Regions from separate parts of the Homo sapiens genome. Here region 2 is linked to region 1. Evidence: chromatin loops called from intact Hi-C (ENCODE). Cell type or tissue: heart left ventricle. All regions are shown on one strand. Links, peaks and the distances in the headings refer to the core of each region. The heading gives the core; the rest is flanking DNA.

The links. A loop is a pair of places that touch in the nucleus more often than their neighbours do. Peaks named below come from ENCODE experiments on the same cell type or tissue, not always from the same donor. Only the 100,000 strongest peaks of a DNase experiment are listed, where the experiment ranks them.
Region 2: a loop joins it to region 1, with 2.7 times the contacts of the local background. A loop is called at or near these places in 25 of 110 quality-filtered maps.

What each region holds. Positions count from the first base shown.
Region 1 is chr5:142,422,049-142,429,508 of GRCh38, forward strand. All of the region lies in intron 3 of SPRY4-AS1 (SPRY4 antisense RNA 1), which reads left to right. Among named protein-coding and RNA genes, the nearest start is that of SPRY4-AS1, 100 kb to the left of the region's middle. In heart left ventricle, for the core only: no CTCF peak of the experiment used is centred there; a DNase peak (open chromatin) is centred at 4,363; H3K27ac peaks cover 1,959 bases.
Region 2 is chr5:142,539,195-142,546,654 of GRCh38, forward strand. No RefSeq gene overlaps it. Among named protein-coding and RNA genes, the nearest start is that of FGF1, 140 kb to the right of the region's middle. In heart left ventricle, for the core only: a CTCF peak has its summit at 3,977; no DNase peak of the experiment used is centred there; H3K27ac peaks cover 1,954 bases.

The sequences.
Region 1 (7,460 bases), core at 3,183-5,682:
GCTTGAGGCTAGGAGTTAGAGACCAACCTGGGCCCTCAGCTAAAAAAAAAAAAAAAAAAAAAAAAAAAATTAGCTGGGTGTGGCAGTACATACCTGTAAGTCCTAGCTAGTGGGGAGACTGAGGTGGAAGGATCCCTTGAGCCCAGGAGTTTGAGGTTACACTGAGCTAAGATTGCACTGCTGCACTCTAGCCTGGGCAACAGAGCAAGACCCTATTCCTCAAAAAAAAAAAAAAAAAAGAGTCATGAGGATAAATATTTTTAAATTACTATTTCCTTGTAGAAGTTCAGGAACTGGCTTAGAGACAAAGCAGGAATTATTCCACTCTTCCCCTAGGTTCTCCATGAGCAACCTTTGAGAAGATAGCTAACTCATGTTAGTGTTATAGTAACTCATGGTAGAGGGTGGGATGAGGTTTTATAGCAGGGCCCTCACTTCTAAAATCCAAACTTACATAAAGCTAAAAGGGCAGCTCTCTGAAGGCATAGGTGCAAGACTGCTGCTGAGGGACCAGAATATTTTTATTTCTCTCCCCTTAGAAAATCTTAGAGCAGTGCTTCTTAAGCTCTGACATGCAGATGAGTCAGAGCTTAAGAAGCACTGCTCTAAGACATGAACCTGAGATTCTGCACTTCTAACAAGCTCCCAGATGATGCCAATGCTACTGGCCCTCAGACTACATTTTAAGTAGCAAAGTCCTAAAAGGCCTTGGGTCATTTAGTCTAGTGGCATGACTGAACCCTCTCTATGACTTTCCTGAAAATGCTAATTCAGTTTTTTATTGAAAACCTGCAGTGATGACAAGCTCCCTACATGCCAGGCAGCCTTTTCTGTTTCCAGATGGCAGGCATGATAGGAAGTCTTTTTACTGAGCCGATGCTCACCTCCATATGACACCCATCCATTGGTTCTGGTTTATGACTTTGGCAAGGGGTGGGCGTTACACAGGTGATGCCTAATCCCGAGGCTCTGAACGCTGGTTTTGGTCTTCTACGGGGGTTGTCTGTGGATGGGCTTTGGCAGTGGTGGTGGAGGGGCAGCAATCCCCTAAAAATGTTTGTAGAATTTGGTTTCCATGTACAATTCCCTGCGGAGAGTTCCCATAGCTTTCAACAGTTTTTCAAGAGAGTCTGTTGGCTGTAGAAGATTAAAAAGCATTGGATTCCTCATGGAATGCCATATCCCTCACAGATCTTCTGTTTGGAAGGCTAGACCTTCTCAAGTTTTTGGATCTCTTGTTTATCTGAGTCTCTCTTTTTTTTTTTTTTTTTTGAGACGGAGTCTCGCACTGTCACCTGGGCTGGAATGCAGTGGCACGATCTCGGCTCACTGCAACCTCCGCCTCCTGGGTTCAAGCAATTCTCCTGCCTCAGCCTCCCAAGTAGCTGGGATTATAGGTGCCCACCACCATGCCCAGCTAATTTTTTGTATTTTTAGTAGAGATGGGGTTTCATTATATTGGCCAGGCTGGTCTCAAACTCCTTACCTCATGATCCACCCGCCACCTCGGCTTCCCAAAGTGCTGGGATTACAGGCGTGAGCCATCGCGCCTGGCCCTGAGTCTCTTTTATTTATTTATTTTTACATAAGTCTCCATGGAACATGGTTTCAGGGATCCTCGTAATCCTGATAGTTTTTCCTAGTATGTCTGTATCCCTCTAATTTTGGTACCCAGAATCATGTACAAGCTAAAAAGCCACCTGACCAGCAGGAAGGGTAAGCTGTCTGTCTTTCATTTGACCCGAGGCTTCTTTCAGTTCTTCCTAAAAGTGTAATATCTGCTTTGGAAACCTTGGTACACTTAATAGTGCTGTCAGTTTGGAATGTTTATGTTGCAGATTAAAAAAAAAATTTAAACAGAATTCGTTGGTGTATTTACAGGGCTGGGGGCAGCAGGGTAGCAGTGTCTTCAGGTGAGACTTAATCCAAAGGCTCAGATTCCTTTATCAAAGATCCAGCTTTCTTTTTCCTTCTTTCTTTTTGAGACAGGGTCTCACTCCATCACCCAATCACCCAGGCTGGAGTGCAGTAGCAAAATCTTGGCTCACTGCAGTCTCCATCTCCCAGGCTCAAGTGATCCTCCTGCTTCAGCCTCCCGAGTAGCTGGGACTACGGGTACATGCTACCATGCTTGGCTAATGTTCTTGATTTTTTTTTTTTTTAAGAGTTAAAGTCTCATTACATTGCCCGGGGTGGTCTAGATCTCCTGAGCTCAAGCGATCTGCCCACCTTGGCCCCCAAAATGCTGGGATTATAGGTGTGAGCCACCGCGCCTGGCTGCCAGCTTTTTGTTCTCTCTCTCTCCACAGTCACCAGAGTCCTGAGTCTTTTTCACATGTACTACATTGAGTCTTTTTCACATGTACTACATGAGTCTTTTTCACATGTACTATCTTCCACCATCCTGGATGGTTTGTGTGGTTTCTGGACTATGTATGCGGGATCTGTTCCTGTTATTTATTTCTATAAAGTATCTTGTTAGTCCATTGTCCTGATTATACCATCTCCCCTCTCAGACTCCCTGCCTAGTTTAGGGTCATCTTCAAATCTGATCAGCATGCCAGCAAATTAATGATGTTGAACCAGACAGGGTCAAAGACAGAGCCAACGACATGCCCCTCAGTTACTCCTGCCAGGGTTGGTGTCACATCTCCTTTGAACATGGATGAGCATTTCTCAAAGCATATTCCTTTTTTTTTTTTTCAATATCCTCTCTTGAGGTCACCTTTGGCAGGCTATTGATTGATTGATTGAGACATGGTCTTGCTATATTGACCAGGCTGGCCTTGATCCTCCTGCTTCAGCCTGAGTAACTGGGACTACAGGCACTGGCCACGACACCTGGTTCAAAGCATATTCTGAAGAATACCAGCCTGAAGGATACTCAATAACAGAGCCCTGTGAGCAACACTGGAGACTCAGAAGGGTGAGGAAGGAGAAAAGGGTGGATAGTGAGAAATTACTTAATGGGTACGACATCCATTATTTGGGTGATGGATACACTAAAGCTCAGACTTAACCACTACACAATATATCCATGTAACAACATTGCACTCGTACCTCTTAAATTTATACAAAACAACCCCAAACCAACCAGAGCCCTGTAATCAAATATGTTTAGATAGTGCTGTCTACCGTAATCCCTTCTGGAAGGCTCATGATGCTTATGAGCATATCACAAACTCTGAGAAGAAGTTGTTAGATGTAATTTTCCAAACGTAACTGACCATGAGGCTCTCCCCTTCCCTGCCATGATAACCTGTATATAAATGTTGTAGAGAGCACAGTCTGAGCAGTGCTCATGTGGATATTCCACCCGTTAACATTCCATTTAGTTGTGTTATCATCTGATTTCCTCTGTCATTAACCACAAGGGTGAAGTGACAGATGACATAAAGTGCCTTGCTGAAAACTGGTGTATCTTGCCAGCCTATCACCGATTCAGAAGGGAGTCTGTCTTCAGTTGGACACGATGCACCTGTTGCTGCTCTCATCCTAAGTCTGCCAGGTTGGCAGATTTAGGCACCCTGGCTGGGTACTTTTCAGGTGTTCTGTTAAGAGCAAAACCCAGACAGGCCTGGAGGCTCTCAGGAAAACCCAAAGCCAGGGAGTGGCCTATCATCAACCACAGTGGTCATAGTAACTGAAATTTAATAATAGTCCACAGTTATTGAATTTTTACTTTGTGCCAGGCCCATAATACATACTTCCTCTCCAAATCCTCACAAGAACCAGATGAGATGGGCAATACGACATCCTTACTTTATAAATGAGGAGCCTGACGCATGCAGAGCTTAGAGAGGTTACTCAAAGGGATACAGCTAACAACAAATGGAGCCAACTGTCAAACTCAAGTTTGACTCACTCTGTAGTCCATGTGTTCATCAGATTCACTCTGTTTTTTTTTTTTTTTTCACAATCGCACAATCATCAGGCATTTATTAAATGTCAGCTTTGGGTCTGGCTCAGTATTTGGTGAAATTGAAGACACGACAAAATATTAATAGACACAAGGAATTGACACTTTATTTGGAGGAACTTTTGTAGTTCAACGGAGAGAATACTTAGCAAGCAAATAGAAGTGAGTGCATGAAAACAGAGTGCCAAATGCCACATAAGTGGCACAGGATATGCTTCCGTGGCCTGCTCAGACCTCAACGGCCAGATCTCTACGGCTTGCTTTTAGAAATCCACTTGCCTATGGATGCCTCACTCCCAGTCTTCCGCTTTGTCCATTCTCACAAATTCCCCTGTTTGTCTTTGTCTTCCCCTTGTGTGACCTCCGCTTGTCCCCAGGGGAAACCACTAACCTCTTGGCTCCTCAGTTCTCGGTCTGTGGTGAACTCCCCGCTGACATCCACAGCGCTTGGAGGTGACCTAGTTTGAGTGAAACGCTGGCTTTTCAGTTATATATCCAGTAGGCTGAGCTGGCAGCTTGTCAGCAGGCTCATGTCACCTAATGACTGTGTCAATTCCCTCCTTGCCTAGCTTCCTGCGAGTAAATATCCTCAGGATGCTCTTGGAATCCAGAAGGTGTAGGAAGCCTGTGAGGTGGCCAAAGAGAAAACAGGAAAAAGAAAGGGGGAGAGAAGCAGAGAGGGCCTGCTCCTCCCTGCCAAAGTCAAAAAGAACGCACACCAGGGAAGAAAATGCTCTAAAACAGAGAGAGAAACTTGTGATGAGGTATCTCCCTATAGAACAGTTTTGCTCGAAAGGACATTTGTTTTTAAACAAAAAAATTTTTTTTGGCCTAGTCCGAGCTCTCATTTCCCCCCTCACGCCATTCCTTCCTGTTTGGCGCTTTTCAAGTGGTATTACTTCTCATCCACAATAGTGACCTGCTGGGAGTCATAGCGGAGACATTTCCTCTCCTGTGGCTCTAGTTGTATTTTTAATCATCGACCTCCCCCCTCTTTCTTTCCCCTCTGGTTTTCTTCATAAACATTTTCTTAAGGCTGGGCAGCAAAGCCTCAGGTGTACCCATCACGTCCCTCAAAGCTTAGCTGTGTTTGGGGTTGATTTTTTTTATCCCCTCTCCAGGGGCTGCGGCATCCAGCATTCTGCACCATGACCTCCCTTTTGCCCAGTGAGCTACAGCCTTGAGTTTGGATGGTGCATACTCAGCGGTTTGGCTCTTGCAGTCGAGGGGAATAGTAATTCTGTGAGCTCATTCCCAGGGGAGCTACTCTCAAGATTCTAGGCCCTTCCAGCCCCGTTGGAGTTGGGTTAAAGGTTTCAAGTGGCGGTAGAGACGCTTGCCTGTCCAGCCTTGCCTGGGGCCACACAAGGTCATCTTGGGAGACTGGTCAGCTCCATGGTCCCCTCCAAAGACTTAAGAAGGCAATGTTTAAGTTGCACAAACCACCAGGACAGATGAATTGGTTAAGAGTTCTCTGTCATTTTCTCCAAACAGGTATTAATAAAACCATGGATTCATAATCCTGAAGTTTAGCCTCAAATTTTTCCACCAGAATACTGCTACTTTTACTGAATGTATATCTCCCAGTGTTGAGAAGCAATTCTTCCCTCTCTTTAGTCCTTCCTTTGATCAGTTCATTTGTTCACTCATTCATCCATCCATCTGTATGTTCAGTCGATAAACATTTGTTGAGCAGTTCATGGCCACGCACTGGGTAAACACAACAAACAAGGCCCTGCCCTTTTGCGGTTTATGGTCCATGGGAAGAGACCGCCAAGATGTAAAACAGGAACATGTGGCCATCCACTGGGAACCCGCTATGGAGGGAATGGTGAGGATGCTGTAGTAGAGAAGCAGAATGGGGAGGCCCATCTGAACTCAGACACAAAGGATGTGAAGGAGCTGACAGGTGGGGAGCTGGTAGGTCTACTGAACATTCCCTGCAGACGGTCAGCAGGTATGCACATATATGGCGGGGGGTGGGGGCAGGCTGTTAGGTACAAAACTTTAGCAGTCTTAATCCAATAGGACCCTTGGGGGAAGAATGTCACCATATCAACTACTCAACTTTTGAATGCCAGGGCCCGCCCATGGCAGACAAGAAAAAGATCCACAGCATCTGCCCCTATTCTGCGTACCCACCTGGCCCCACCAAGTTTTATATCCTTGACTGAGTCTGTGATGAACTGTCGGCAGATGTTCATGTGCTGTCTCTTCAGTCAGGTCTGTAATCTCTTGGCAAGCCCATTCTGTCACTCTCTCAGTTCCTGCTGTTGATCCATTCAAGGGAGTGGTTTCCTGAATCCTATCACAGTTTTATGGTACTTGGAGCCCAAAGTTATAACAAATGTTTGCATGATATATAATATGTTCCTTACAATATGCTCACTTATCTATATTAAAAGGTATTAACCACCATTCATAGCAAATGGAACTATGGCTCCAAGAGGATAAATAACCTACGGAGCTCCAGGCTGGTGAAGGAGAGGAGCTGGGAATCACTCCTGCGTTTTCTGGCTGTTAAGTGACTTTCTCACCAATTTGAGTTGCAATTACTGTCATGGATACCAGTTGGGTACAGTTTCTGTTTGGAGTCTTCTTGGGAAGGGATAGAACAGTCAAGAAACTGCCCCACTATCAAACCCACGGAATCCAAAGAATTTGCATCCACAAATCTCCTGCCTCTCATGAAGCCCATTCTGCTTGTCCCACCCTGGTGAGACTTTAAAGCTGATCCCTGAGCTGAAATGACCGGATGGAGTGAGCATTATGTATTATGTTGTTATTTAATAAAGGGTGTGTTGTTCCCTACTTGGCAGTGGGGCCAAGTCGCTGTTCTAGCAGGTGGTGGGTAACTGAACCCAAGCCCCCTGATCTTCTCTCAGGAACTCCCTGGTCAAGCCTTTGATATCAGAACAAGAGGAGAAAACAGTGACATAGGACACTTCCTGTCCCAAAGGGGATGTGACACAGGACACCTGAAACAACAGGCAGAAGAAAAGTTTCACTGGAGCCGCTTCGGAGAGCTGCCTTCAGCCTGCCCGCCATGAGCCATCTCAGATTTGGGAAGAGTGGGACTGGGCCAGCTGTTTCCATGTTTAGCTCAGTGGATTAGCTTTTGTCCTCTATGGGTTAGGCACTGACATTCCAGCTCCCGCCACTTCAGAGGGTGTGACGCAGTGATGGAGATGCACAAGCAGGCAATAAAAACTAGTATAATGAGGTTCAAGTTTTAATAGAGAAAGTAGAGCCCAGGTGCCTAGACTATCCTGGAGGTCAGGGAAGGCTTCCTGGAGGAAGAGGAGTCTAGGCTGGGTCTTGAAGGATGAATAGAATTTGACCACATACAGTTAGTTGCACAGGCTCCAAAGGTCTTAAAAGAAAAATGAAAGCTTAGGCTTAAGAAATCTGACAAATTTAAGAAATTGAAACTTTAATGCCAGGTTTGTTTCCCTCTGCCCCCACCTCCACACCTTCCGCATCCGCCTATGCCCCAAGTCTCTAGCTCCTCCCTGTTGCTAGAGGCATGGCTCACATTGTG
Region 2 (7,460 bases), core at 2,823-5,322, 120 kb after region 1:
TGTCTTGTATGTTCTACCTTTTAGGAAATATTTAGGGATCATTGTGCTTCACTTTCAAATGTATCAGAAAAAATTATTGGGAGAAAGCAAATGTGGTAATATTGTAATACAGTTGAACCTTGAATAACAGGTGTTTGAACTGCTATGGTCCAGTTATGCTTGGAATTTACTTCCACTTCTGACATCCCTGAGACAGCAAGACAACCCCTCTTTTCCCCTCCTCCCCTCCCTCCTCCCCTCCTCCCCTTCCTGCTTCCCCCCTTCCCTCCCTGCTTCGCCCTCTCCCCTCCTTGCTTCCCCCTCCCCTCCTTCCCTCCCTGCTTCCCCCTTCCATCCTCCTCCCCTCCCTGCTTTCCCCTTCCCTCCTCCCCTCCCTTCTCCCCCTCCTTCCTCCCTCCCTCCTCCTTCTCCTCTTCTTCCCTCCTCTTCTTCCTTTTCTGCCTACTAAATGTGAAGACCTTTATGATGACCTTTGTGATGATCCTTTTCCACTTAATGAATAGTAAATATATTTTCTCTTCCTTATGATTTTCTTAACATTTTCTATTTTCTAGCTTACTTTATTGTAAAAATACCACATATAATACATTTAACCTACAAAATATGTGTTAATCAACTGTTTATGTGATTGGTAAGACTTCCAGCCCACAGTAGGCTCTTAGTAGTTAAGTTCTGGGGGAGACAAAAGTTATACTCCATTTTCGGCTGTGTGGGGGTCTTAACCCCCATGTTGCTCAAAGTTGAACTGCAGTTGGTGATTTAGGTAAAATGCATATAGGAGTTCATTGTATTATTCTTTTAGTTTTTTTGTAGCTTAAGCTTTTCAAAATAAAAAGATGGGGGTTGGTGAGACCACTTACTGAGTGTCTATGGCAAACCAGATAGGAGGTTGTAGATTCCTGTGGATTGTGACAGGGATATTAGGAATATTAAGGCATATCTCTACCTCCTTTTTGAGTGAATCCTCAATGGAGAGTGAATTGTATGCTTCCGTTCAAAATTTTCTCTTGGTTCTACCAGCATCAGAGACAGAAAGTTAGGCTGTTTGTCTTTTGGAAAAGTCATTCTGTGCTTGCACTTCCTAGGTATAGTGGGTGTCCTTAATCACGTTGTCTGATTTAATAGCATTGGGGGTCTTAAAAATCTTCCAAATAACTAGTGTTAACTTTATTAATGAAATTGAAAGGGTGATGAGATGCAAGTTGGTCGGGGGTGGGGGTGGTGAAGGTCTAAGAACAACAAAGAAGAAGAGGTGGGCCATGGGCCCCTTTAGTGGGGAAAGCAAATGGTCAAGGCTAAGAACCCAAAGCTTGGCTGTTGAGTTTGGGTAATAAACGGGAAGTGAGGCAAGCCAGTGCCCCAACCCCATCTGCAGGCTCTAAGTAGTAAAATGAATCCATGGGAGCGTCTCTGTTCAGGCCCCAGGTGCTCCTGGCTAGTGGTTAGGAAGCGGGTAAATTGGTGTCTCCTATTGTCCCACCTATTCACAGTTACCCCTCTTAACCACGGAATCATTGTCATCTGTTCAGCCATTTTTCTGTTATTTGATATTTGTTCTTTTTGCCTCAAGGAGGCTAGGAGAGTGCCCTATAGAGCTGAACTAAATAGCATGTACATTTGGACAGAGACTCAGGGTCTCACTTGGGAGCGGGGGCTGGGGGTATGGAAGTGGCTGAGCAGCAGCAGCAGCGACATAAGGAAGTTTTTGTGAGGCTGACTAGGGAGGGTGGGGAAGACTGGATTTCTGGTTCACCCCGACCACTGGTGCTTTCTGTTTTTAAAACAGACGTGCTTCATCCTTCCCAGAGCAGGGGCCAAAGATGGGAACTCGAAATGCAAAGTCCCAGCCGGGGAAATTAAGCTGCAAGAGCTCAACGCCTGAAAAATATTGACTGTTTCTTTTTTTAAGCTAATATTCCAAATTTCTTATGAAAGTCAACTTAGACATCCAGGACACAGGAAACAAGGCAAGAGGCCGCAGCCAGCTGCCTCAGAGGACCCGGGACACTTTCTTAATAACATCCAGATGGTTCCACAGGAATTGCTAACATCTTGAAAAAAAAAAAATCAGCTGTGGGAGAAATCGAGATTCAAGTGGTTTAGGAAGGACAGCCTGGAGGAGACTCCCAAGGGACTGAGAGTGGGTCTGAAATAGAAACCTCTCTGGTGGGATGACTGCTTCCTACAGCAAGGCTGGAGAGGACTGGGTGTAAAAATCCAGGGCTTCTCTTGGAGACTTAGGGTTGGCAAGGAGCCTTGACAGAACTGGCCTCCTAGTCATGTTAATCCATTCACTAGCCTGGGGTTGCAATAACTTTTTACATTATTTTTTCTGTTACATTTACTTCACAATCTACTGTATCTGTTAGGTTCTGCAGGCACAGGGCTCAGGGCCAACAGGTTTTTGAGGGCCTATAGCAATATTTAGCCCTGAAAAAATGTTACATAGATAGTATATATAAAATCCTATATATGATATGCATCTATATAGACAGCAAAATATATTTATTTATTTTTTATTGATTTATTTTTTTGAGACAGAGTCTCGCTCTGTCGTCCAGGCTAGAGTGCAGTGGCACGATGTCAGTTCACTACAACCTCTGCCTCCCAGGTTCAAGCGATTCTCCTGCCTCAGCCTCCTGAGTAGCTGGGATTACAGGCACCTGCCATCACGCCCAGCTAATTTTTTTGTATTTTAGTAGAGATGGGATTTCGCCATGTTGGCCAGGCTGGTCTTGAACTCCTGACCTCAAGTGATTCAACTGCCTCGGCCTCCCAAAGTGCTGGGATTATAGGCGTGAGCCACTGGGCCCAGACTTAGACAGCAAAATATAAATATATTTTCCAACAAATGAAAGAACCCCACCCCCCAAATTTAGTGGATTAAATGCCTATAATAGCTAACCGATTGTATCAACTCCATCAGTTCTTAAGTTTAGTATTCGTTAAAAGCTTTATTTCATTTGGAAACAATCTGTATGTTAGATTTTCTCATTTCTGAGGAATTGTTTCAACATCACCTCCTTGGAGCCCAATAATTTTAAAAGCAAAATTTTTGAATCCTTCCATAGTTATGCTGCATGCTGTGGAATGAAGAGGCTGCGGCTCACCAAGGCTCACAAAGACCTTACCACGATCCCGGGTGTTCAGAAGAGGTGTGTGTTTCTTCCTTCCTCCCTCTCGTCACAGTTGCTGTCCCCCAAGGAAGAGGAAATGACTTGCTTGTGGAATCCGTTTGCAAGCAAATCACTTATTTGGAACCAAAAATGGGGGAGAAGGAAGTAGGAGCCATAGACTCAGGGCTTGATCAGGATTCCGCAAGCCTTAGAGTTTTCCACTCCCCACAACATACCTCTCACCTGGGCCATTTAGAGGCATCTCCTGCCTCCCACTCTGTCTCTGCCTGAGGTCTACACTCCGCGCCCCCCCACCACCCCCCAGCCCGACCCCCACTTTAACAGGATTCAACTCCTTTGTCTGACTGTGACCACAGGTGATGAGAGCTGGGAGGGCGAGTTGGTTGGCCTTTCTTGCAGCTCCCACATTCTAAATCAGGAAGCATGCAGGAGTGGAGAATGAACAGCAAGAATATACACAGCCTGGAACTTCCAGTCTGAAATGTCTAGGGCATTTAGTATGAAAAATCTGTTCATAACTGAAAAAAGAAAACACCTAATGCAGGAACCAGAATTTTCTGCAACAAGCAACATTACCAAAAAAAGACCAGCCAAGAGGGCTTGCCAGAATTGGCTATAGAGCGTTATACCAGGTAAACTCGTCAGATGGAACCATGTCTTTCCTTTGGGAGAACACTGACATTTAGGCTTTGGCTTCTTGAGATTCTGCTGGAGGACTTTTCAGAGGAATGCAATGACTCCTTCCTTCCTCCCTGAACTGAAATCCGGGCTATTACAATTCCAAATGGACACAGAGTCCTGCCAAGTTTATAGGAAATTGGAATGACAGCTTGGGTTCCCACCACTAGGGATAGCAGAAGCTGAATGCTCAGAGAATAAGTAACATTTCCCTGGTGATTCCCAGTGTGTCTATTTTTATTTTAAGGAGTTCTGTGTTTTCATTCAGTTTTGTGAATGGAGGAATCCATATGGAATTTTCACCAACTCTACTAAAATAAAAGCATGTAACTTTTCAGCAGTGTACTGAAATATCCACAAAGATTCAAGGTTAGGTTGGAAAGAATTCCAGACATTCACTTTTGAAGACCTGTGAAAAATCTGCTAACTTCTAATGGGTACCTTCTGGGCATATGACAAAGGACAATATCAGTTGCTAAATCCATCCATGTACAAGAGATATTGTCTTCAACAAAGCACAGCTCATCATTTAATAGAAGTTACAAAGTAGTTACTCTAAGATAAGCAGCTTGTTTTAATAAATATCAAGTATGAATATTTATATATTTTATTGAAAGTGCAGGATTTTGGGGGTGGAATGGGAAAAAGAGACTGATAAGTCCCATGCATAAAACAGGTATATTTTTACTGGTAATTTCCAGTAAGTTTTCTTGAACATGTATATTATTCACGACTATTTGAAATTATCTTGTTTGTTCATTTGTTTGTTTACTGATGGTGTGATTCCCAGCTTCTTCAGTGTCCACCTCCACCTCTTTATTTCCTCTCTAACATAAGCTGCACAAAACAGGGAGCTTATCTATCTTGACTCTCTACCTCCAGACCTAGAAGAGTGCCCGAAACATGGTTCTAAGTAAATGATTTTCTCCCCTCTTCATCCAACCGACAAAAATTTCCTCCTCCTCTTTCCTTATTTTTTTAAAAGGTTAGTAATGAAAAAAGACATTATACATATTCATACAGGTGACTGGGATTTTTGTTACAGTTGTTACTGTTTGTCTTGTCTTATGGTACACGTTAATTGGACAATGTGCCCACATTATTCATGTAAAAAATATGTGTCTTCTCTGTACCCAGCACTGTTCTCAGAAGGAAAAATCCTGTATCCATGGAACTTACATTCCAGTGGAGAGAGACAGACAGTAAAACATAAATATATATTTTGTCAAGTGGGGATAAGTGCTATGAAGAAAAGTAAAGCTGGATTTTAAAGGGGTGGTCAGGGAAGCTTTCTGATAAGGGGCCATCCTTATCAGAAATGAGAGCTTAGGAAGCTAAGCTTGCTGATAGCTGGCGGAAATGCTGCCTGGGTAGCATCATGTGCACAGCTTAAAGCCGGACACATGCTTACCTCCTTTGTGGAGTAGCAGGGAGGCTGGAGCAGAGTTAGCCACAGGAGCGGGTGTAGGAGGTGCCATGGGAGAGCTGCGGCAAGTCACAGAGGGCTTGGGGGCCTGGGCAGACTGTGGCTTCTACTCTGTATGACATGGGGAGGCCCCTCGAGGGTCTAGAACCAATGGGCACCATGACGTGGCTTAGGTTCTAAAAGGCTTCCTCTGGCTGCTGTGTGGCAAAAAGAATGGGATGGGTGGCTTGGCAAGAGGGGAGGAACGAGACCAAGTAGGAGGCTTTGTAGTAATCCAGGTGAGAGGGATGGCAACCCAGACTAGTGGAAGTGATGAGAGATGGTCAGATTTTGAATATGCTTTGAAGGCAGGGCCAGTGAGATTTGCTGATGATTTGAAAGTGGGACATGAGAGTGGGAGCCAGGGATAGTTTTGAGGCTGTCAAGCTGAGCACTTTGCAGAATGATTTCCTGGCCATTTAGCGAGATGGAAAAGCAGGCTTGAGGAGAACTCAAGGGTTGACTTTGGGTATAGGTTTTAGAAGCTTTGTTGAGCCTGTAGGGAGAGGCCAAGTAGGCAGTCTCACGTAGGAGGGTGAAGTCCTAGCTTGAGACCTTCACTGGCATGGTGACCACTGAGCCCTGACAAGCCAAGGGCCCAAGAGGATGGGGCCAAACATGGGGCCAGTGTCAGCTGACACGGATGCCAAACCTGCATGATCACAGTCCTCAAGTCTGGAACAATTCTCCTACATAGTTACCAGGGAAATCTACCAGGGTTGAAATTCCACCCCTCTGAGTAATTCAGGGGCCTTATTTAGTCTGTTGTCTTCATGCTAATGTTCTTTTCCTTTATCTCTATACCCTTATGCTATTTATTGATCAAAGAACCATAAAGTTACTTGTTTTTAACAAGACAGAATACCACAGCATGGAGGTTTCACTTTAGGATTTAAACATTTTGGCTTTTTACTGCTAACTAATGGGCCTGCAGGCTAGGAAACATAAAAGGACCCTCATTTGTATTCCTAGTGAATAACCATCCTGTGTCTGGGAAAGCCTGGCAGTAAATGACAGGTAAGGCTGGGGCAGGGAAGCTTCAGGTCCCTTCTTTGCAGAGGCCTAATGGACCACCAGTCCCTAGACTGATTGATGTCAGGCAAGAACGTCCAGGGAGTCTGCCACTGTCTGCTCCAAAACAGGATTTAGTCCTTCCTAACCTTGGGAATTTCTGAAGCCCCAATTCCTTTATGACTGTTTACTATCCTTAGTCCCCTGGGATCTAGTATAATCAGCTGGTGGATTCCTTTTTCCTTAAACCTAAGTCTGAAGCCCCATGGGCCTTTCCCATAGCATAAATAACATTCTATTCCTGTACATATTGCCTCATTCACAGGAAGTAGTCTCTAAATTACATCACAGGCCAGTTCTACTGTATTCCATTGACGTTTATTATGGAACCATTGTAGGAATGACATGGTTCCTGTCTCCAAAAGCTAGCTAGCATATCCTATCCATTATGTTCAAGATTCTGGAGCGGGTGGCAGAAATGGGAGAAACACAGGTGACTGAAATCCCAGGATGTCTCATCATCCTCTCTAGGTTGTAGCAAATCTTTTCTCCAAATATTTCCCTAAGTTCATAGGGGTGAGTGTATGACAAAGCATGATAACTTAGCTATGCCGTTGGCTGACATGATGGAATGCTAAACACATTTATCTTTGGAAAGTAGATTAGAGGGGAAAAAAGTGGGTTATATCAGTGTTGCAGAAAACCACTAGTCATCTCCCAGTATCTACCCTTCTCTTCTTCTGTGGTGATAACATTAAAGCCCCAATTTTAAGCTGGGCATATGGCCACTTGGGATTAAGACTATATTTCCCAAATTCCCTTGCAGCTAGGTAGGCCATAAGACTGAGTTCTGGCCAGTGTGAGTAGGTTAAAGTGTCTAGGGGCAGCTCTTAGAAACCCACTTAAGAGGCATTGTGTATACACACTTTCCCCTTCTTCTTCATGCCTGCCTTTGTCCTGCTGTCTGAAATGCAAATACTGCCATCTTGGTTGAGTCCATGGATGATGAAACAAGAGAGAAGGAACAGCCCGCCATGCACTGACTGTCGTCAAGGCTTCTTATATGATAGAGAATAAACTTTTATTTATTGGAGGGTTTCTGTTCCTCACAGCTGAACCTAATCTCAATTCAACTAGCTAAATATTCCTCCAATTAGAGTGCTTAGCGA